2 separate regions of the Homo sapiens genome follow, and region 1 is linked to region 2. A link is a loop called in an ENCODE intact Hi-C map of the cell type or tissue named here. Cell type or tissue: dorsolateral prefrontal cortex. All regions are shown on one strand. Links, peaks and the distances in the headings refer to the core of each region. The heading gives the core; the rest is flanking DNA.

Region 1 (11,936 bases), core at 29-8,028, 150 kb before region 2:
GGTCCAGAGGAATCTTGGCTGCAGAGCACCCCTCGTTAATTCATTCATTCACCCATTGGAGAATGGAATTGTAATACTCCTAGTCTTTGACTCATGACACATCATTCCATCATTTAGTCATTCAACAATCATTTTTTGAAAGCGGCTGTGGACCTGGCTTTATGCTAGGGGCTGGGGCCACAGCAGGGGGCAAGAGAGACCCAGTCTTTGCCCTGAGACAACTCACAGGCCTCAGTAACAGCCACACAAATAGGTATTAAACCATAATGTAATTTTTCACATTTAGGTTTATATGCAAGAAAGAAAAATATAATGTAATATAAATATGTAATTACAAGACATTATGAAAATTGTATTTACCATAAACAAGCTGCTGCAAGAGTTTTTTAAGACATTGTTTCCCTGAGGAGGTTACAGTTGAGAAGACTGGAGGGTGAGTTGGGGTTAACTAAGAGAAGGGTCAGGGGAAAGGGCTCCCAGGAGAGGTAACCGCTGGGTAAAGGATCTGAGGTAGGAGGGTATGGAGCTGAGAGGGCGGCCTCTTGGAGAAACTGAAAGTGTCTAATCATTGACCGAGCGATATTTATCGAGTGCTGCTACTCTGTGACAAGCCTTATGCTGGGTGCCGGAGATTTAATCCTAAGTGATCCAGGCATGATCCTCCCTTGCAGGAGAGAAGGAGAGACTAAACAAGTGAACAGATAAATAAATCAGAAATCAGATAAATTCAGATTGGAGCAAGTGCTATGAAAGAAAGAAAAGGTGGGCTGGGCATGGTGTCTCACGCCTGTAATCCCAGCACTTTGGGAGGCTGAGGCCAGCGGATCACCTGAGGTCAGGAGTTTGAGACCAGCCATGGCCAACATGGTGAAACCCCATCTCTACTAAAAATACAAAAATTGGCTGGGTATAGTGGCATATGTCTGTAATCCCAGCCACTCGGGAGGCTGAGGCAGTAGAATCGCTTGAACCTGGGAGGCAGAGGTTGCCCAAGATCGAGCCACTACACTCCAGCCTGAGTGACAGAGTAAGACTGTCTCAAAAAAAAAAAAAAAAAAGAAAAAAAAAAAAAAGAAAAGAAAAAAAGAAAAAAGAAAAAGAAATTAAAGGTGGAGATACGATAATGACTAGGGGGCAGCTACCTGCAGGGGTAGTCAGGGCTGCTCTTTCTGAGTAGGTAACATTTAGTTTGGGACCCAGAGCATGGGGAGGAATCAGCCATAAGAGAGCTGGAAAAAGAGTGTTCCAGGCAGACAGCAGCAAGTGCAAAGGCCCTGAGGCAGAATTGAACTTGGAACAGAAAGATCCTGGAGCTGCATTCAGGGAATGATCGAGGTTGAGGTGAGAGGTTGGCATAGGCCAGATCTGGAAGGGCCTTCAAGGCTACAGTGAGGACTTTGGTTATATTCTAAGTGGGACAGGGGAGAAGAGTGGCAAGGGGAGGGTGTTTAAGAGCAGAGGAGTGGCAGGTCTGATTTGTAGTTTGAAAGCTCCCTCTGGGTACTGGGTAGAAGGGGATGGAGTGCAGCCAGAGTTGGATGTAGGAGGGGAATTTGGAAGATATGCAGGCTGGGAATCCCCGGCAGCTGTGAGGTTCAGAAACCAGGTTCAGAGAGTCAGCGTTGCCAGGATAGAGCAAGACAGATGGCATCCATGGACATGTCACCCACTAGAGGTAGATCAGGGAGACTACAAGTTGACTTCAGTCTAATAGAAAAATAAGAAAGTTGGCTAGGCACAGTGGTTCTGGCTTATAATCCTAGCACTCTAGGAGGCCAAGGTGGGAGGATTGCTTGAGGCCAGGAGTTCGAGATCAGCCTGGGCAATGGAGCAAGACCCCATCTGTACAGAAAATTTAGAAATTAGCCAGGCATGGTGGGTACCTGTAGTCCCAGCTACTCCAGAGGCTGAGGTGGGAGGATCACTTGAGCCTGAGAATTCGATGCTGCAGTAAGCTAGGATTGCACCACTGCACTCCAGCTTGGGTGACACAGTGAGACCCTGTCTCAAAAAAAGAAAAAAGTAAAAGGAAGTTATCTGGGGCCTGAGGTCGGGGGGGTGCTGTACCTCAGAAAACTGGAAAATCTCCTTTGGAAATGCAGCTGGAGGTGGCTGGGGCCTCTGACTCAGTGGGAGGTCGGAGGGTATAGGCTGAGCCCTCCAAGCAGTCTTGCTTGTAGAGCGGGAGAGGTTTTGTCCCAGAATGTGAAGAAATCTGGAAATGTGGTCGAGGACAGGGAGAAGGCTAAGGTGGACTCCAAGAGGAAATCATGTATCTGTTAAATTTGTACATTAATTCAACAGAGATTGACTGAGCACCTACTGTGTGCCATGTGCTGTGCCTGGCCTTGGGGATAAAGGAGTGAATGAGGCAGAATAGAATCATAGCATTTAGATCCTAGTGAGGGAAGAAGAGAGGAAATGAAGGAGGGAGAAAGAGGAGTAAACATGTCAAGTAGTGATATGAGCTATGATAAAAATAAATAAATAAATAAAGGGCTGGGCATGGTGGCTCACACCTGTAATTTCAGTGCTTTGGGAAGCCAAAGTGGGAGGATCACTTGAGCCCAGGAGTTCGAGACCAGCCTGGGCAACATAGCAAAACGTTGTCACTACAAAAAAAAAAAAAATTGCTGGGCATGGTGATGTATACTGTAGTCCTAGCTACCAGGGAGGCTGAAGCAGGAGGATCACTTGAACCCAGGAGTTCAAGGCTGTAGTGAGCTATGATCATACTATTGCATTCCAACAGACCCTATTTTTTTTTTTTTTTTTGAGACGGACTCCAGGCTGGAGTGCAATGGTGCAATCTTGGCCCACTGCAACCTCTGCCTTCCGAGTTCAAGCGATTCTCCTGCCTCAGCCTCCTGAGTAGCTGGGATTACAGGCACTCACCACCACGCCCAGTTAATTTTTGTATTTTTAGTAGAGATGGAGTTTCACCATGTTGGTCAGGCTGGTCTCGAACTGCTGACCTCATGATCTGCCAGCCTTGGCCTCCCAAAGTGCTGGGATTCCAGGCGTGAGCCACCATGCCCAGCCAAGACCCTATCTCTAAAAAAAAAAAAAAAAAAAAAAAAAAAAAGAGTAGGAGATGGAGAAGGGCGGGTGCCGATTTAGACAGTGTGGTTTGGGAAGGCCTCTCTGAGGAGATGACATTTGAGCAAAGATTTATAAAGCTTTGTGAAGATGTGTGGGAAGTCTATCCTGAGTGAGAAGAACAGCAAGTGCCAAGACCCTGAGACAAGAATTTGCTTGGCACGTGGGAGGGACAGAGGGAGCCCAGTGTGGGAAATGAGGGAAGGGGAATAAGTGAGGGGAGAGGGCTGAGAACTGAGGGGCTGGATGTGCAGAGCCCTGAGGGCCGTGGGGAAGACTTTGGTCTGTACTCTGGATGGGTTGGGAGCTGGAGGAGGGTTCTAAGCCAAGAAGGGCTATGATGTGACTGCAGTTCTAAAAGGAGCATGCCGGCTGATTCCTGGAGACACCTTCTATGTGGCACTTCCCTGGGCTGTGTATAATCTGATCATTCATGTAGTCGTTCATTCACCACGCACTGAGTTCCTGCCACGTGCCAGGGCCCTGTGCTGGGTGCTGACGTCACAGAGAGCAGTACTCCTTAGAGTCGAGTGGGAAGAGACAGAAGTGCCTCTAGGCACCACCCTGGCTGGGCACAGGTTGATTCCTGCTCATGGATACATTTTATTTTATTTTCATTTTTATTTATTTATTTACTTTTTTTGAGATGGAGTCTCACTCTCTGTCACCCAGGCTGGAGTGCAGCGGCGCCATCTCAGCTCACTGCAGCCTTTGCCTCCTGAGTTCAAGTGATTCTCCTGCCTCAGCCTCCCGAGCAGCTGGGATTACCGGCGCCCACCACCACGCCTGGCTAATTTTTGTATTTTTGGTAGAGTCAGGGTTTCACCACGTTGGACCAGGCTGGTCTCGAACTCCTGACCTGAGGTGATCCGCCCGCCCCGGCCTCCAAAAGTGCTGGGATTACAGGCGTGAGCCACCGCGCACAGCCTCTATTTTTATTTTTTATATTTCCAGAGTCAGGGTCTTGCTCTGTTGCCCAGGCTGGCGTGTAGTGGCACAATCATGGCTCACTGCAGCCTTGAACTCCTGGGCTCAAGCAATCCTCCTGTCTCAATCTCCTTGAGTAGCACCAATGCGCACCACCACACCTGGCTAATTTTAAAACTTTTTGTAAAGACAGGGGTCTTGCTATGTTGCCCAGGCTGGTCTTGAACTTATGGGCTCAAGCAATCCTCCTGCCTCAGCCTCCCAACGCATTGGGATTACAGATGTGAACCACTGTGCCCAGTCATGGATACATTTGATGTGGACTGCATGGTATTTGAAACAATTGAGAGAGTTTTATTAAAAACCAGGACTTCTGGCTTTATTTATTTTTGCTCTGGAGATTCAGCCAAACTTCACTCATACTCTCACAGGGCAACAGTGGGTGAGGTCAGTAGCAGTCCCCCTGGACATGCAGACTCCAAGGTACTGCACTCTCTGTCAGGCTTTTGTTTCAGGGGGTGGAGTTTGCTGCTATATGGGAATTGCCTGATCTTCCAACTTTTCAAGACACACTGGGCATCGAGATTTTTATGTGAACCCACCTGAGTTTGAAACCTCATGCTGGCCACACAGAAAATGCCTGTGGGTTGACTGTGGCCCATGTGCCACCAGCTTGAGACCCTGCATTAGAGGCTCTAAAAGGCAAAGACCTACAGCTCCCCTACTGAGGCTGGAAGGAGGGGGTCAGTTGCGTGGGGTGACCTTGGACCTCTTGCCACCCCAGCTTTCACCTTCTTCGATCCCAATGACCCGGCGTGCCAGGAGATCCTGTTTGACCCTCAGACCACCATCCCCGAGCTGTTTGCCATTGTGCGCCAGTGGGTGCCCCAAGTCCAGCACAAGATAGACGTCATCGGCAATGAGGTGAGAACACTGGGGAAACCAGGGGGAGAGGGGATGCGGTTCCCCACATGTGTGGGTGACCCTCCCTGCTCCCCTGGTACTCACAGATTCTGCGCCGAGGCTGCCATGTGAACGATCGTGACGGGCTGACCGACATGACACTGCTCCACTATGCGTGCAAAGCTGGGGCCCACGGAGTCGGTGAGGGCCCCCTACCCCCAAGTCATAAGCCCCAAAGCCTAGGCCCCCAGACCCAACACGCTGAAAACCACCCAGAACTCAGGCCCCATCTGGAACCCGAAGCTTCGGATCCCAAAGTATAGTCCCTGAAGCCCAGGGTCCTCCCCGTGCACTGGGCCCATGCTCTGGAATGGGGGTTCCAAGCTGACCCGGCCTATCGCGCAGGGGACCCCGCGGCAGCCGTGCGCCTCTCGCAGCAGCTGCTGGCGCTGGGCGCAGATGTGACGCTGCGCAGCCGCTGGACCAACATGAACGCGCTTCACTACGCGGCCTATTTTGATGTGCCCGACCTCGTGCGTGTGCTGCTGAAGGGTGCGAGGCCGCGAGGTGAGGAGGAGAGCCCTGGCTGGGAGGGGGCAAGGACCTGGGTGAGGGACGCGGAGACCCAGGTGAGGCCAGGCTGCGAGGGGAAGGAGGACGGTGATCTGAGGAGATAGCGGGAGGTTGGAGGCGTGGGAGAGGGGGCTCAGGGACTACCACTCTAGGGAGGGTCGGGGCTGCCAAGGGAGAGGGGGGCTCCGAGGTGGGGGCGGGGCTCTGCGTCGGAGGCTCTGGGACCTGCAAGTTAAGAGATGAGCCCCGAGGTGGGAGGAGGGCTGGGGTCCCACAGGCGCTCACCCGGAACCCCTCCTCTTGCCCACTTCCAGTGGTGAACTCCACGTGCAGTGACTTCAACCACGGCTCAGCCCTGCACATCGCTGCTTCCAGCCTGTGCCTGGGCGCCGCCAAATGTTTGCTGGAGCACGGCGCCAACCCTGCGCTGAGGGTACTGCCACCCTTGCCCAGAACCCGTTACCCTCCTGCTCCCTTCCTCCCCCACTTCCCTCCAGCAGGTCTCTGCGTTTCCCGTGACTCCCCAAATACTACAAATGCCGTCTGTACATTCAGCAAATGCAATAACAGCTGAAATATGCCTAGTGTTCATTACATGTCAGGTGAAGTCTATTATAAGCCTTGTTTTACAATGGGGAAACTGAGGCAGAGATTAAGGGATCTGCCCAGGGTCATCCAGCCTATCCCATGGCAGTGCATAACAGCATTTCAAGGTCATGAGGAAAGTTGGGCTAGGCCTTCTGTGAATGAGAGGGTTGGTCCTCTCCTAAGCCCTCAATATGATCTTTGACCTCTGACCTATGCATTACCAGGCTCCATCCACAATGCTAATTACCCTGCAGCCGTCCAGGCACATGTATGTTGGGGTAACATGGCCTGTGCCCCTGAGACCCTGCCTCTCCCCATTTTCCACTGGCCCAGAGTTTGACTCCTGACTCTATACCACAGGAGCCCACTCTCACTCTCTCTAATTTTTTTTTTTTTTTTTTGAGACAGAGACTGGCTCTGTCATCCAGGCTGGAGTGCAGTGGTGCAATCTCGGCTCACTGCAACCTCTGCCTACCAGGTTCAAACGATTCTCCTGCCTCAGCCTCCCGAGTAGGTAGAATTATAGGCATGCGCCACCACACCCGGCTAATTTTTGTATTTTTAGTAGAGATGGAGTTTCACCATGTTGGCCAGGCTGGTCTCGAGCTCCTGACCTCAGGTGATCTGCCCACCTCGGCCTCACAAATTGCTAGGATTATAAGCATAAGCCACTGCACCCAGCCCACAGGAGCCCATTCTCAATGTTCATCTCCCACATGTCCTCATTACAGGCTTGGGGTCTCCAGAGATTGCCTCCCTGAGGGCGTGACCTACAGCACTGAAGTGTGGCCCTCATCCCTACTGCCTACACCCCCAGGCCCACCCTCAATTACTTGACACACCCCCAGCCCTGGGTCTCAGGGGTGGGTTTCCCTGGGGATGTGGTCTGCACCTTTCTGCCCTGCCCCTTCTTTTTTTTTTTTTTTGAGACGGAGTCTCGCTCTGTCACCCAGGCTGGAGTGCAGTAGCATGATCTTGGCTCACTGCAACCTCTGCTTCCCGGATTCAAGCGATTCTCCTGCCTCAGCCTCCCGAGTAGCTGGGATTACAGGCACACGCCACCACACCCGGCTAATTTTTGTATTTTTAGTACAGACGAGGTTTCACCATGTTGGCCAGGCTGGTCTTGAACTCCTGACCTCAAGCATCTGCCTGCCTCGGCCTCACAACGTACTGGGATTACAGGCGTGAGCCACCTTACCCCGCCTTGCCCTGACCCTTCTTATTCCCAGGTTGGCCCAGGATATGACCTAGTCTTACCCCTGCATCACCCAGACTGGTGGTCTCTAGGGGCAGGGCCTCCATGGGGGTGTGACCTGTGCCACTGAGTCCCTGCCTTCTTTTCCCATTGGCCCCCAGAATCGAAAAGGACAGGTGCCGGCGGAGGTGGTCCCAGATCCTATGGACATGTCCCTGGACAAGGCAGAGGCGGCACTGGTGGCCAAGGAGCTGCGGACGCTTCTGGAAGAGGCAGTGCCACTATCTTGCGCCCTCCCCAAGGTCACGCTACCCAACTATGACAACGTCCCAGGCAATCTCATGCTTAGCGCACTGGGCTTGCGCCTGGGAGACCGCGTGCTGCTGGATGGCCAGAAGGTCAGGGGCTGGGATGTGTGTTTGCATGGTGGGTGGGGGTGGGACTCAGCCCCTTAATCCCTTGGAGCTGCGTCCTCGGGCAGAGTGCAGTCCCTGCCCTTTGTCTACTTGCCGCCCTAACTATCCACCCAGTACTTGATTTTATCTCAGTTGTTCCGTGGGTGTCTCCTTTGAGCCTCACCCTGTGCTGAGCTCTCCATCCAGGGTGGGAAACAACCCGTCATCTGACAGTGACGGCCGAGAGTGGTCATGGCTGCCATGGGGAGGGGTGAGCAGAGTGATCTGCGCAGCTCTGTGCACCTGTGGCTCCCCCCGGGTCTTGTGGTCCTCGATCAGGCCCCTCTGCTCTCAGAGACAAGTCTGGCTAGGCAAGTCCAGGCCAGAGTGATTGGGGTGTGATGGGGAATGTACCCAAATTGCAGATGTGGAGGAGCAAGCCAGGGAAAGAAAGGGAGAAAGGAGTCTCAGCTTGGGGGAGCGGGTATCACAGCTGAGAGGGCAGAGAGAATCTTCATTTATCCAGGGACTCCAATTTCACTCATTTCCCGGTGTCCCTTGGGCTCCATACGGGACCCAGTCTGTCCTTAGGGAGGGAGGGCTGTGTCTGCCCCCGCCCTGCTGTCATGGGGCTCCACTTGTAATGAAGGGGAGACAGTCAAGAAAGTAAACCTATGGTTGAGATGATTTCTGGGCTGGGCACGGTAGTTCACACCTCTAATCCCGGCATTTTGGGAGGCCGAGGTGGGAGGATCACTTGAGGTCAGGAGTTGTTAGAGACCAGCCTGGGCAACATAGTGAGATCCTGCCTCTATTGAAAAAAAAAAAAAAAGGTAATTTCTGGTAGCAACAAGGGCTGTCAACACCATTACATGTTTGGATTTAGTAAATTGTCCCTGGCTGAATGCTGGAGTGGTTTTAGCTGGGGTGTTCTGAGAAGGCTTCTCTGAGGAGGTGATGTCCAAACTGAGATAGGAAAGAACTTCCTTTGCAAAGATAAGGAAGCAGAGGATGCAGTAGGTATGGAGACCCAGAGGCAGGAAGGGGCAGTGTTGACGAGGGGAGTTATGGGAAGGGCGGTGAGGTGGAGAGGTCAGCAAGGCTGGGTCACAGCAGACCTGTAGGCTACTGGAAGGAGTTTGAATTTTGTTTTTGTGTTTTTGAGACAGGGTCTTGCTGTCACCCAGGCCAGAGTGCAGTGGCACGATCTTGGCTCACAGCAACCTCCACCTCCCAGATTCAAGCTATTCTCATGTCTTAGCCTCCCACGTAGCTGGGATTACAAGTGTGTGCCAACAAGCCTGGGTTTATTTTTATTATTATGATTATTATTATTATTATTTTGAGATGGAGTCTTGCTCTGTCGCCTAGGCTGGAGTGCGGTGGCGCGATCTCAGCTCACTGCAAGCTCTGCCTCCTGGGTTCATGCCATTCTCCTGCCTCAGCCTCCCGAGTAGCTGGGACTACAGGTGCCCACCACCATGCCTGGCTAATTATTTGTATTTTTAGTAGAGAGAGGGTGTCACTGTGTTAGCCAGGATGGTCTTGATCTCCTGACCTCGTGATCCGCCCGCCTCAGCCTCCCAAAGTGCTGGGATTACAGGCGTGAGCCACCGCGCCTGGCCTTTTATTTTTATTTTTAGTAGCAACGGGTTTCACCATATTGGCCAGGCTGGTCTCAAACTCCTGCCCTCAAGCGATTCGCCCGCCTTGGCTCCCAAAGTGCTGGGATTACAGGCATAAGCCACTGCGCCCGGCCCCATCCAGAAAGCATTCTGCTGTGCACGATCTAATCATATCCATTGCACAATTCAGAAGGAAGGTTGGGTTGACTCTTCCCATTTTACAAGCCAGACTATAAGAGGCTCCAACAGGTGAAAACCTTTATCTGAAGACACGGAATACTAATCACTGCCCCTTAGAGAAGCAGCATAGCACAGCGTCATGAACTCAGGCTCAGGGACTTGCCCAGGTAAATCTCAGCTTTGCAACTTCCCACCTGTGGACCTGGAGCCAGTGATTCTGCCTCTTTGGGTGTCAATGTCTTCATCCGTAAATGGAGATAATAATAGTAACCACCTTAGGGGGCTGGTTGAGGTTTAAATTAATTAAAATGCGTAAGGCCATTAGAACAGAGTCCAGCGCATACTAAATGCTCTTTGTGTGTGCCAGGCACTGTTCTAGTCCCTCCACCAACACTCTTAAGATCAGCACTAATTGTCGGGGCGCGGTGCCTCACGCCTGTAATCCCAGCACTTTGGGAGGCAGAGGTGGGCGGATCACGAGGTCAGGAGATCGAGACCATCCTGGCTAACCCGGTGAAACCTCGTCTCTACAAAAAAAATACAAAAAATTAGCCAGGCATGGTGGCAGGTGCCTGTAGTCCCAGCTACTCAGGAGGCTGAGGCAGGAGAATGGCATGAACCCAGGAGGCGGAGCTTGCAGTGAGCCAAGATCATGCCACTGCACTCCAGCCTGGGCCAAAGTGTGAGACTCCGTCTCCAAAAAAAAATAAATAAATAAAAATAAAAAAAGATCAGCACTAATTAATTAGCCTATTATATGGACCAGGAACTGAGGCATGGAGAGGTGAATGAGCCTCCCATAATGATAATAACCACACTCACTAAAGTCTCACTGCAGCTAAGCAAGTTTACATGTGTTAAAAATGTTTCCGCCAAATGTGGTGGCTCATGCCTGTAATCCCAGCACTTTGGGAGGCTGAGGCAGAAGGATCGCTTGAGCCCAGGAATTCGAGACCAGCCTGGGCAACATAGTGAGACCTCATCTCTACTAAAAATGAAAAAATTAACCAGGCATGGTGGCACACACCTATAGTCCTAGCTACTTGGGAGGCTGAAGTGAGAGGATCGCTTGAGCCCAGGAGTTCAAGACCAGCCTGGGCAATCAACATGGTGAGACCTCATCTCTACTAATAATGAAAAAATTAATCAGGCATGGTGGCGCACACCTGTAGTCCTAGCTACTTGGGAGGCTGAAGTGAGAGGATCACTTGTGCCCAGGAGTTTGAGGCTGCACTGTGCCAGGGTCGTGCCACTGCACCCCTGGCATGGGCAACAAAGTGAGACCCTGTCTAAAAAAAAAAAAAGTTTCCGCCAGATGATCACTCCATGAGGTGGCTTACTATCTCTATTTTACAGATGAAACTGAGGCTCAATAAGTCCCCTGACCAAAGTTACAGCATGATAATAGCTAACAGGCTGAGCACAGTGGCTTCACACCTGTAATCCCAGCACTTTGGGAGGCCAAGATGGGGAGGATCGCTTGAGGCCAGGAGTTTGAAACTAACCTGGGCAACATAGGGATACTCCATTTCTATTTTTAACAAAAGTTTGTTGTTGTTGTTGTTGTTTTAATTAGCCAGGCTTTGGTGGCGTTCACCTGTAGTCCCAGCTACTCGGGAGACTGAGGAGGGAAGATTGCTTGAACCCAGGAGTTCAAGGTTACACTGAGCTATGATTGCACCACTGCACTCCAGCCTGGGCCACAGAGTGAGACCCTGTCTCTAAAATAGAAAAAAAATTTCAATAACGAATACTTGCTGATCCTTTACTTAATACCAAGCCCTGTTCTGAGGGCTTTAATTTCTCTATAACAGCCCTGTCCAACAGAGCTTTCTGTAATGGTGGAAATATTCTGTCTGTGCTGTCCAGTAAAGTAGCTACAAGCTACATGTGACAATTGAGCACTTGAAATATGGCTAGTGTGACTGGGGAAATGCATTTTTAATTTAGTTTAAATGTATTGATTTGTATTTTTATTTATTTATATTTTTTCTTGAGACAGAGTCTTGCTCTGTTGCTCAGGCTGGAGTGCAGTGGTGCTATCTGGGCTCACTGCAACCCTCCTGGGTTCAAGCAATTCTCCTGCCTCAGCCTCCCGAGTAGCTGGGATTACAGGCGTGCACCATCATGCCTGGTTAATTTTTGTATTTTTAGTAGAGATGGGGGTTTCACCATGTTGGCCAGGCTGGTCTTGAACTCCTGACCTCAGGTGATCCTCCCACCTCGGCCTCCCAGAGTGCTAGGATTATAGGTGTGAGCCACCGCGCCCGGACTAAATTTATTTATTTTTAAATTTAAAAATCATCTGAGTCTTCTTTCTAAGGTATGTATTTATTTATTTTTGAGACAGGGTCTTGCTTGTTGCCCAGGCTGGAGTGCAGTGGCACCATCATAGCTCACTGCACCCTTGAACTCCTGGGCTCAAGCGATCCTCCCACCTCAGCCTCC
Region 2 (10,504 bases), core at 1,383-9,382:
ACAAGTCCCTGCTTGTATCATACTTGTTGACATGTCATTGATCCCAGATCAGTGTGGGAGGCATTACACAAGGGTCTCAATATTGGGAGACAGAGTTATCTGGGGACTGGGCGAGGTGCCTCACTCCTGTAATCCCAGCAATTTGGGAGGCCAAGGAGGGCGGATTACTTGAGGTCAGGAGTTGGAGACCAGCCTGGTCAACATGGTGAAACCCTGTCTCTACTAAAAATACAAAAATTAGCTGGGCATGGTGGCGGGTGCCTGTAGTCCCAGCTACTTTGGAGGCTGAGGCAGGAGGATCACTTGAGGCCAGGAGTTTGATGCCGCAGTGAACCATGATTGCAGCACTGCACTCCAGCGTGGGAGGCAGCAAGACACTGTCTCTAAAGTAAGTAAATAAATAATAATAATAAAATAAAAAATACAGAAGAACTTAATTGGGATCATCTTATAGTCAATTGTGTGACATAGTTTATATTTTGCCTTTTTTTTCCTTTTGTGGTACCTAAAATAATGCTATTTTTTATCACTGATGGCATCTGAGGTTTTGTTGACATATAAGATGTATATCTCAATTTGTATTGTTATGGAGTGCATGTTTGTGTCCCTCTAAAATTCATTTGTTGAAACCATAAGCCCCAGTGGGGTAGTATTTGAAGATGGGCCTTTGGGAGGTAGTTAGGTCATGAGGGTGGAGCCCTCATGAATGGGACTAATGTCCTTGTTAGAAGAGATGGGAGAGTCCGGGCGTGGTGGCTCATGCCTGTAATCCCAGCACTTTGGGAGGCCGAGGCGGGTGGATCATCTGAGGTCTGGAGTTCGAGACCAGCCTGACCAACATGGAGAAACCCCGTCTCTACTAAAAAATACATATTAGCCAGGCATGGTGGTGCATGCCTGTAATCCCAGCTACTCAGGAGGCTGAGGCAGGAGAATCACTTGAACCTGGGAGGTGGAGATTGCGGTGACCCGAGATCATGCCATTGCACTCCATCCTGGGCAACAAGAGTGAAACTCCATCTCAAAAAAAAAAAAAAAAGAAGGAGACAGGAGAGAGCTTGCTTCTCTGCTCTCTACTCTCTGCCATATGAAGATGCAGTAAGAGGATGGCCATCTTGGGCAGGGCACACTGGCTCACACCTGTAATCCCAGCATTTTGGGAGGCCAGGATGGGAGGATAGCTTGAGCTCAGGAGTTTGAGAACAGCGTGGGCAGCATGGTGAAATCCTGTCTCTACTCAAAAAAAACAAAATAGCCAGGTGTAGTGGTGCACACCTGTGGTCCCAGCTACTCGAGAGAGTAAGGCAGGAGAATTGCCTCAGCCTGGGAGATCAAGGCTGCAGTGAGCTGTGATTGCACCAGTGCACTCCAGCCAGGTGACAGAACAAGACCTTGTCAAAAAACAAAACAAAACAAACCATCTGCAAACCAGGAAGAGAGTCCTCCAGACTTTGGAGCTGCTGGCACCTTGATCTTGGACTTCTCAGCCTCTAGCACTTGTGAGAAATAAATGTGTGTTGTTTAAGCCACCCAGCTCATGGTATTCTTAGCCCAGACTAAGATGCATATCAATACACACATGTGCACACACCCACCCCACTAACATGATAAAATGTCCCTCAGAAACTTTGTGTGTTTTTTTTTTTTTTTTTTTTTAAATAAGAACAGGGTCTCACTCTTGCTCAGGCTGGAGTACAGTGGTGCAATGTCAGCTCACTGCAGCCTCCACCTCCTGCCTGGACTCAAGAGATCCTTCTGCCTCAGCCTCTTGAGAAGCTAGGACCACAGGTGTATGCCACCACACCCAGCTAATTTTTTCGTTTCTATTTTTGTAGATACAGGGTCTCACTATGTTGCCCAGGCTGGTCTCGAACTCCTGGGCTCAAGGGATACTCCCACCTCGGCCTCCCAAAGTGCTGGGATTACATGCATGAGCTTCTGCACCTGTCCATATATTATTATTATTATTATTATTTTGAGACCGGGTCTCAATCTGTCTTCTTTGGCTCTCTACAGCCTCGACCTCTTAGGCTCAAACAATTCTCCCACTTCAGCCTCCCGAGTAGCTGGAACTACAGGCACTCATCACCATGCCTGACTAATTTTTTTTTTGTAAAGACTGTGTCTCACTATGTTGCCCAGACTGGTCTTGAGCTCCTAGACTCAAGCGATCCTTCCACCTCAGTCTCACAAATTGCTGGGATTACAGGCATGAGCCACGCACATGGTAGAAACTGAATTATTATAAGAAAAATTGGCCGGACCCGGTGGCTCACGCCTGTAATCCCAACACTTTGGAAGGCCAAGGCAGGTGGATCATTTGAGGTCAGGAGTTTAAGACCAGCCTGGCCAACATGGTGAAACCCCGTCTCTATTAAAAATACAAAAATTAGCCAGGCATGGTGGCGGGCGCCTGTAATCCCAGTTACTCGGGAGGCTGAGGTGGGAGAACCATTTGAACCTGGGAAGTGGAGGTTGCTATGAGCCAAGATCACACCACTGCACTCCAGCCTGACAAGACTCTGTCTCAAAAACCCAAAACCAAAACAAAACAAAACAAAAAAACAGTATTACCAAGATCATCTTCAGTGGGAAAAGAATGACTTAGGAGTGCAAGAACATCAGATAAATAACAGCAAAATTATTTTTCCTGCTGGAATTTGAATAACAACATTTTAAAATTAAATACTCTAAGTATTACCATTAAACTTTACTTTACACACTGACCCTATTGAGCAAAACCGCCTTACTTTTCCTGTTTCACCTGCTTGGAGCTCCTTACCTGTTGTTAGCCTGTTGATCACTCTTGGTTGTGAAAATACAAAGGCGGCTTTCAACCCCTGTGGTGCCTGTGGCGTTAGTGATAGATTTCCACTGGGCTCATCCGAGTATAACCAAAGATATAACCGGTATCAGAGTGATGGTGCAAACTGAGTTCTCTACAGAGACTGGCATTGCATCCAACTTGCACCATGAAGCGTCTTCTCCTAACATCTACCAGGTGTATATTCAATATACACGACCTATATTTACAGTTATATATTATGAAGAACCACAGCTAGCTCATAGGCCCTTTGGGAGAATTAGAAATAGATGCTCCCTCCCCAAACCATCTGTCAGAAAATCATGCAAGATACTGACATTAGAACATGACACTTTACTGCCATCTCCTGGGAAGCTGTGGTAAAAAAGCAAATCTACAAAGTCTGGGAGGTGAATGGTATCACTTGGATTTTATTTATTTATTTATTTATTTATTTATTTATTTATTTTTTATTTTTATTTTTATTTTTAGACAGGGTCCCTCTATGTTGCCCAGGCTGAAGCGCAGTGGCTATTCACAGGTGCTATCCCACTACTGATCAGCATGAGAGTGTTGACCTATGTTTCCTAGGTCGGTTCCCATTCCCAGGAGGTCATCATATTGATGCCAAACTTAGTGTGGACACCCAAGTGGCACAGTGCACTCCAGTCCAGAAGCCCTGGGCTCAAGCAATCCTCTTGCCTCAGCCTCCCGGGTAGCTGGGACTAGAGCAGCGTGCCACTGTGCCCAGCCACGTGGAATTTTGAAGCGCACAATCGGAGCACCATATTGGACAACCTTGGAGTATTAAACAGGTTAGCAAAGTGGCCAGGAGAGTGGATGCTGGAGCCAGGCTTCTTGGATTGAATTCTTAGCTCTGACTTTTCCTGGATGATGACATAGAGCATGTGATGTAACGACTCTCAGCCTCAGTTCCTAATCTATAGATAGGAATAGTCATAATACTGACTCCATTAGATGGAAATGTGAACTCCGAATATCTGAGTCAGGTCTCAATTAATTCAGAAAGTTTATTTTGCCAAGGTTGAGGATATGCACCCATGACACAGCCTTAGAAGGTCCTGACGACATGTGCCCAAGGTGTTCGGGGTACAACTTGGTTTTATACATTTCAGGGAGATATGAGACATCAATCAACATATGTTAAGATGTACATTGGTTCTGTCTGGAAAGGCAGGACAACACAAAGCAGGGAGGGGGCTTCCAGGTCACAGGTAGGTGAGAGACAAATGGTTGCATCCTTTTGAGTTTCTGGTTAGCTTTTCCAAAGGAGGCAATCAGAATATGCCTCTCTCAGTGAGTACAGGGATGACCTTGAATAGAAAGGGAGGCAGGTTTGCCCTAAGCAGTTCCCAGCTTGACTTTTCCCTTTAACTTAGTGATTTGGGGCCCCCAGGATTTATTTTCCTTTCACAGGAGTAATGGTTAAGTGTGCCAGTGCATGTAAAGCCCTCAGAGTAGTGCCTGGCACAGGGTGAACACCATATGAGTGTTTGCTACCTTAATACTTTAAAATTTATTTAACAAATACTTGCTAAGTGGCAGGTGCAGTTATAACAGCTCCACGAATATTAACCCTTTAAATCCTCCTAACCCTCTTGGGACAGATAACTGTATATGTAGAGGGCTAACCCGAGCCAGCATAATGGGACATGTGAGGGTATAAATTCCAATACTGGGCACAGTGCTGCACGCCTGTAATCCCAGCTACTCAGGAGGCTGAGGTGGGAGGATCACTTGAGGCCAGGACTTGGAGAGCAGCCTGGGCAACATAGCAAGACCCCATCTCTAAATTTTTTTTTTTTTGAGATGGAGTTTCGCTCTTGTTGCTCAGGCTGGAGTGCAGTGGCGCAATCTTGGCTCACTGCAACCTCCGCCTCCTGGGTTCAAGCGATTCTTCTGCCTCAGCCCCCAAGTAGCTGGGATTACAGGCATACGCCACCAGGCCCGGCTAATTTTGTATTTTTAGTAGAGATAGGGTTTCATCATGTTGGCCAGGCTGGTCTCGAACTCCTGACCTCAGGTGATCCGCCCGCCTCAGCCTCCCAAAGTGCTGAGATTACAGGCGTGAGCCACCGCACCTGGCCTAAAATTTTTTTAAAAAAATTATCCGGGGGTGGCGGTACGTGCCTATAGTTCCAGCTACTCGGGAGGCTGAGGCAGGAGGGTCACTTAAGCCCAAGAGTTGGAAGCTGCAGTAAGCTATGATTGCACCACTGCACTCCAGCCTAAGTGACAGTGTTAGACCCTGTCTTAAAAAAAGGGAGGTGGGGAAAGAAAAGAAAGAAAAAGAAATTCTTCTGCATTTATACGGGCAGTAGGGGGAGAAAATAAAACGAAGTTCAGTAGGCACGTGCAGATATCATATATCCCTTTCTGGGACACGTGACTGGAATTTCCACACTCCAGGAGGGTTTCTATAGACTCCCCGAGAAGGAATGAAGACTTTGGGGAATGGGAACGGTGGTTCACGATTCATAATCTCTTACAGGACTCTCGAAGATTGGGGTGGGCGCTGCATGTGATTGTGTGTGAGGCTGAACAGATGGCAGGGGAAACTCGCTGGAGCCCAGCCTCCTTGGGGTCCACACTGGTACCCAACTGACAGTTGGAAGGCGCGGCCAGTTCAGCACCGCGGACAGCTCCAGGACAGGCGCCTATCCCTGGCCTCTGAGCCCCGCCCCCGGCGCGCCAGCCCTTCCCGCAGGACCCGCCCAGATTTAAAGCTCCGTCATCCCGTTTAAAGAGGCCAAGGCGGCCTGGGCGGCGATGACACCGCGTCCAGCTGTGGTTACAGACTAATTCTCCCACAGAGACTCAGACTGGCCTGGTAGGGAAGAGGACTTTATTGGGATGTTAGTAGGGAAACATGAGAGGGTGAATTCCAGGGAATAGACACTAGGACCAAGGTGGCGGTCACCTTAAAGAGCCATAAATAAACTTAAAAAATAAATTAAGGTGAGGAGGTGCCACGTGGGGAGGCTGCTGGGACTATCTGGGAATTCTTAGGGATGGAATTTTGGAATTGGAAAGGGGAAATAAGAATTTCCAGCCGTCTCACAAAAGGGTGTGAAATGATCACTTCAAGACTCCCTGCTGCCCTAGGCTGGGAGTTGGGGTTCTGGGGCTCCAGGAAGAGGGGAGGTCTGGGCTCGGCTGAAGGGGTGAAGGGGGCCGGGTCAGGGTCGTTCCTCCAGGAAGCGGTAAGTGGGGTTCTCATAGCCGTGCCGCTGCAGTTCGCGGAGCTGCTGCTCCTCCAGGGTCAGCATGGGGTCCACCTGCAACGAGCAGGGGAGGGAAAGGACAGTGTGGTGCGGGGGCGGGACTGCCCGCAAGTCTCTCAGGCCGCCCACACCCGGGCTCAGGAACTCTTCCCACACCTCCACCACGCCATGGTTCTCACCTCCACCACGCCATGGCTGATAGCCCCGTAGGGCTTCTTCCTGCGCAGGAGCAGCATGGAGAGGACGATGAGGGAGCCTCCGCCCGCTCCCATGATCAGCAGACCCGACACAGCCTCACGGGACACCCCTGTCCCAGCTGGTGCCTGCAGGGAGAGGAGATGGGGCAGAGGGCTTCTTTGAGGGTCCTGTGTGGCTTTGGGAATCACAGCCTGGCCGCTGACCTCTGGTCTCTTCCCCTAGGTACCCGGCTGTTCCTCCTCTTACCAGCTCATCCCTCTGAATCTCCGATGAGTGGAAAGGGAAACCCCTTGGAACAGACGCATTCACCTGGGGGAGCAGGAGGTGTCAGGAACCCAGAAGCCTGGCACTGGCTTCTTCCTACCCAAGGGCCCAAGAGAGCGTCCCCCAGCCCTCTCATTTTCTAGGATCTCAATTCCACGTCCTCAGCTCCCTCTTCCCTCAGGACAAGGAATCCAAGCCCCCAGCATCTCCTCCCTCGTACCCAGCCATATAGGCCCCGATCTTGTTCCCCTTAGGGAGCCCACAGTTCTGACTAACTTACCTTTCGCTCATACTGTTCCAGCGGGTTCATCTTCTCTTTCTCAGGGGATGCAGCATCTTGTTCTGTGGACCCTACCCCCAAGTCTGATCTCATTCTTTTTTTTTTTCTTTAGACAGAGTCTCACTCTGTCACCCAGGCTGGAGTGCAGTGGCATGATCTCAGCTCACTGCAGCCTCAACTTCCTGGGCTCCAGTGATCCTTCTACGTCAGCCTCCTGAGCAGCTGGGACTACAGACATGCCCCACCACACCCAGGTAATTTTTAAATTATTTGTAGGTACAGGGTCTCATTATGTTGCCCAGGCTGGTCTAGAACTCGTGGCCTCAAGGGATCCTCCTGCCTCAGCCTCTGAAAGTGCTAGGATTACGGGTGTGAGTCACCAGCGCCTGGCCCTATCTCATTCTTTAGGGTCCAGAGGAGGGGGCTGGAAAGTACATCAAACTCTACCCCAGGGGGTCTGAGGTTCCCAATGGATGGACCCTGTTTCCTTCTGGGTTCAGGGATTCAGTGGGATTTGGAGGCTGGGGTTAACTGTGAGACACTCACCTTTTGGAAGGGTCATGGGGGTGTCTGCTGGCAGCCAGAGGAAGCAAGGGAGTGGAACAGTGAAGAGAGGAGGGTATCAGCAAAGAAAGGTGGAGAAACATCCTTCCAGGGACTAAGAAGGAGGATTGGGGATCCTACAGAGGCCCCTGCAACCTTAGACGTTCCTCCTCATCCTCTCCCAGTCACTGTGGTGGTGAAGACACCCTCAGACTCTAGGGGATTACAAATTAGGCTGGGGCCTGTTCCCTAATGTCTGGGGTCATCTATATGTGGGCTCACTCACCATCCTTGGAATCTGGAGGCTGCAGCCCACCCTTGTCCTCGCTGCTGCCCCCAGGGGCAGGGGCTTCCAATTCACTGGGACCCAGGTGTTCAGAGTGGAGGAGTTCCTCTGAGGGGGACATGCAGAAAGGTGGCTGAGGTAGTGAGCATAGGGGTGAGTGGAGGGCACCCTACCAGTAGAGCAAGTGGGAGATCATGCAGACAGCAGAGTCAGCCCCAAGTGTGGGGTAGCCAGAAGTGTGATCTGAGAAAGTGGGAAGCTGGATGGAGGCACTGCTGGCAGGAAGGATGGAGGCTGAAGTTTCAAGATTATGTTTTTTTTTTGTTTTTTTTTTTTTGAGACAGAGTCTCACTCTTGTTGCCCAGCTGGAGTGCAATGATGCGATCTCAGCTCACTGCAACCTCCACCTCCCGGGTTCAAGCAATTCTCTTGCCTCAGCCTCCTAAGTAGCTGGGATTACAGGCAAGCGACATCATGCCCGGCTGATTTTTGTATTTTTAGTAAAGACGGGGTTTCACCATGTTGGCCAGGCTGGTCTCGAACTCCTGACCTCAAGTGATCCACCCGCCTCGGCCTCCTAAAGTGCTGGGATTATAGGCGTGAGCCACCGCGCCTCAAGATGATAGCTTTCTTAAATACTAGGAGAATCAGGGTTATGTGTGAGATATCCAGGAGAAAGACACAATAGATGTGGGGGCTGCAATAGGTCACACTTTCCGGTATGCATATAGGTTCCTTCCCTTGAATCTGGACTGAATTTGTAACTTGCTTTAACAAATAGAATGTGGGCCCAAGCCTTAAGACCTAGCAACTTCCACTGTGATGTCTTAGAGAGCATAAACCACCATGTAGGGAATCTAGCTACCCTGCTGATGAGACCACATGGAGAAGCTCCACGGAGAAGAGAGGCCTTGCGCTTCCTTGGAGAGAGAGAAAGGTCCATTTGTGCTAGACTCCCAGCCCCTAGATGATCTGCTAGCTAAATACAGCTGCATGCTTGACCACTGGCAAGACCACTGAAAGAACCACTCTGCTGAGCGCAGACCGGATGGCAGAATCATGAACAAAGAAAAATCATTGTTGATTTTCACTGCTAAGGTCTGGGCTGTTTGTTATAGAGGAATAAATGAAATTGGGGGGGCCCAACATTTAGGAGTCAAGATCTGCCCTCAGAGATCTGTAATGGGAGCCAGGGTAATAGACACTCACGGATTTGGGGCCGCAGCTCCTGAGCCAGGTGGGGGTTCTGGTCAAGCAGGCCCAGGCTCTGATTCACCCTCTCCTCAATCACTTGAAGGTGGGTATGCACCTGTGGGTGAGTGGACATGAAGGATGAACTGCGCAATGCAGGCTGGAGATGAGGAAACTGAAGCAGTATGAAGGAGGAATTCAATAGCGACTGAGGAAAAGCGGCACATGCAATGGACAGGATGTGTGGTACAAGGGTTAGGAACTGGGCCATAGGAGAAGGAAATTGAAGAATAAAGTCCAAGGAACAGAAAGTGGGGTTTGAGGGGATTCCAGAGACAGAGATTGAGGATTGGAGGGTCATATAGAAATGACATGGTTCAAGGCAAGATTTGGAGTTCAAGAGCACAGAATGGAGTTTCATAGACAGGAAGAAAACATCCAGGAAAGGGGAATTCAAATTTGAGCGCACAGAACAGGGGTTCCAGGGAAAACAAGTGAAGTTATGGAGAAAGGAGGTTGAGGGACAGGAAGAGGGTTCAAGGAACAAGAAGGAGATTCTCGACCGGGCGCGGTGGCTCATGCCTGTAATCCCAGCACTTTGGGAGGCCGAGGTAGGCAGATCACCTGAGGTCAGGAGTTTGAGACTAGCCTGGGCAACATGGCAAAACCCTGTCTCTGCTAAAAATATTAGATTGGTGCAAGTTATTGGGGTTTCTGGCCGGGCATGGTGGCTCACGCCTGTAATCCCAGCACTTTGGGAGGCCGAGGTGGGCAGATCACCTGAGGTCAGGAGTTCGAGACCAGCCTGGGCAACATGGCAAAACCCTGTCTCTGCTAAAAATATTAGATTGGTGCAAAAGTTATTGGGGTTTCTGGCTGGGCATGGTGGCTCACGCCTGTAATCCCAGCACTTTGGGAGGCCAAGGCAGGCAGATCACCTGAGGTCAGGAGTTCAAGACCAGCCTGGCCAACATGCTGAAACCCGTGTCTACCAAAAATACAAAAATTAGCTGGGGCCGGGCGTGGTGGCTCACACCTGTAATCCGAGTACTTTAGGAGGCCAAGGGTGGATCACCTGAGGTCGAGTTCAAGACCAGCCTGACCAGTATGGTGAAACCCTGTCTCTACTAAAAATACAAAAATCAGCCAGATGTGGTGACACCCGCCTGTAGTCCCAGCTACTCAGGAGGCTGAGGCAGGAGAATAGCTTGAACCCAGTAGGCGGAGGTTGCAGTGAGCCCAGATCATGTCACTGCACTCCAGCCTGGGAAACAGAGCGAGACTCTGTCAAAAAAAAAAAAAAAAATTAGCCCAGTGTGGTGGCAGGCTCCTGTAATCCCAGCTACTCGAGAGGCTGAGGCAGGAGAATTGCTTGAACCCAGGAGGTGGAAGTTGCAATGAGCCAAGATCGCACACTGCTCTCCTGCCTGGGCGACAGAGCAAGAACCTGTCTCAAAAAAAAAAAAAAAAAAAAGACGATTCTGGGAAAGGCAGTGAAAATCCAAGGGACAGAACATAGGATCGACGGCGGGGGGAGTAGGAATCCAAGGGCCAAGAAGCAGGGGTCAAAGACACAGCATGTGAGGGTCCATGTTTCAGGGTCAGGAAGCTGAGCTGAGAGACTGGGAAGGGGCAGAGAAGCGGTGTTCAGGGGATAGGAAGGGGTCCAAGAGACAGAAAGAGGGTCTAAGGGA

The links. Peaks named below come from ENCODE experiments on the same cell type or tissue, not always from the same donor. Only the 100,000 strongest peaks of a DNase experiment are listed, where the experiment ranks them.
Region 1: a loop joins it to region 2, with 2.2 times the contacts of the local background. A loop is called at or near these places in 2 of 110 quality-filtered maps.

What each region holds. Positions count from the first base shown.
Region 1 is chr19:36,020,146-36,032,081 of GRCh38, reverse strand. It overlaps CLIP3 (CAP-Gly domain containing linker protein 3), which reads left to right. Exons shown (of 14, transcript NM_015526.3): 3 at 4,811-4,950; 4 at 5,037-5,130; 5 at 5,335-5,496; 6 at 5,817-5,935; 7 at 7,450-7,686. All of the region lies in intron 3 of LOC101927572 (a long non-coding RNA gene), which reads right to left. Among named protein-coding and RNA genes, the nearest start is that of CLIP3, 6.8 kb to the left of the region's middle. In dorsolateral prefrontal cortex, for the core only: no CTCF peak of the experiment used is centred there; a DNase peak (open chromatin) is centred at 3,581; H3K4me3 peaks cover 827 bases; H3K27ac peaks cover 617 bases.
Region 2 is chr19:35,874,941-35,885,444 of GRCh38, reverse strand. It overlaps APLP1 (amyloid beta precursor like protein 1), which reads right to left. Exons shown (of 17, transcript NM_001024807.3): 11 at 8,829-8,928; 12 at 7,620-7,727; 13 at 7,337-7,363; 14 at 6,791-6,861; 15 at 6,493-6,555; 16 at 6,228-6,371; 17 at 5,653-6,102. The coding sequence ends at 6,004. LOC124904705 (a long non-coding RNA gene) reads left to right here and starts at 3,320. Exons shown (of 2, transcript XR_007067245.1): 1 at 3,320-3,618; 2 at 5,316-5,781. It also overlaps the pseudogene RN7SL402P. In dorsolateral prefrontal cortex, for the core only: CTCF peaks have their summits at 2,975, 3,187 (motif pointing left), 5,348 and 5,556; a DNase peak (open chromatin) is centred at 5,504; H3K4me3 peaks cover 1,161 bases; H3K27ac peaks cover 2,477 bases.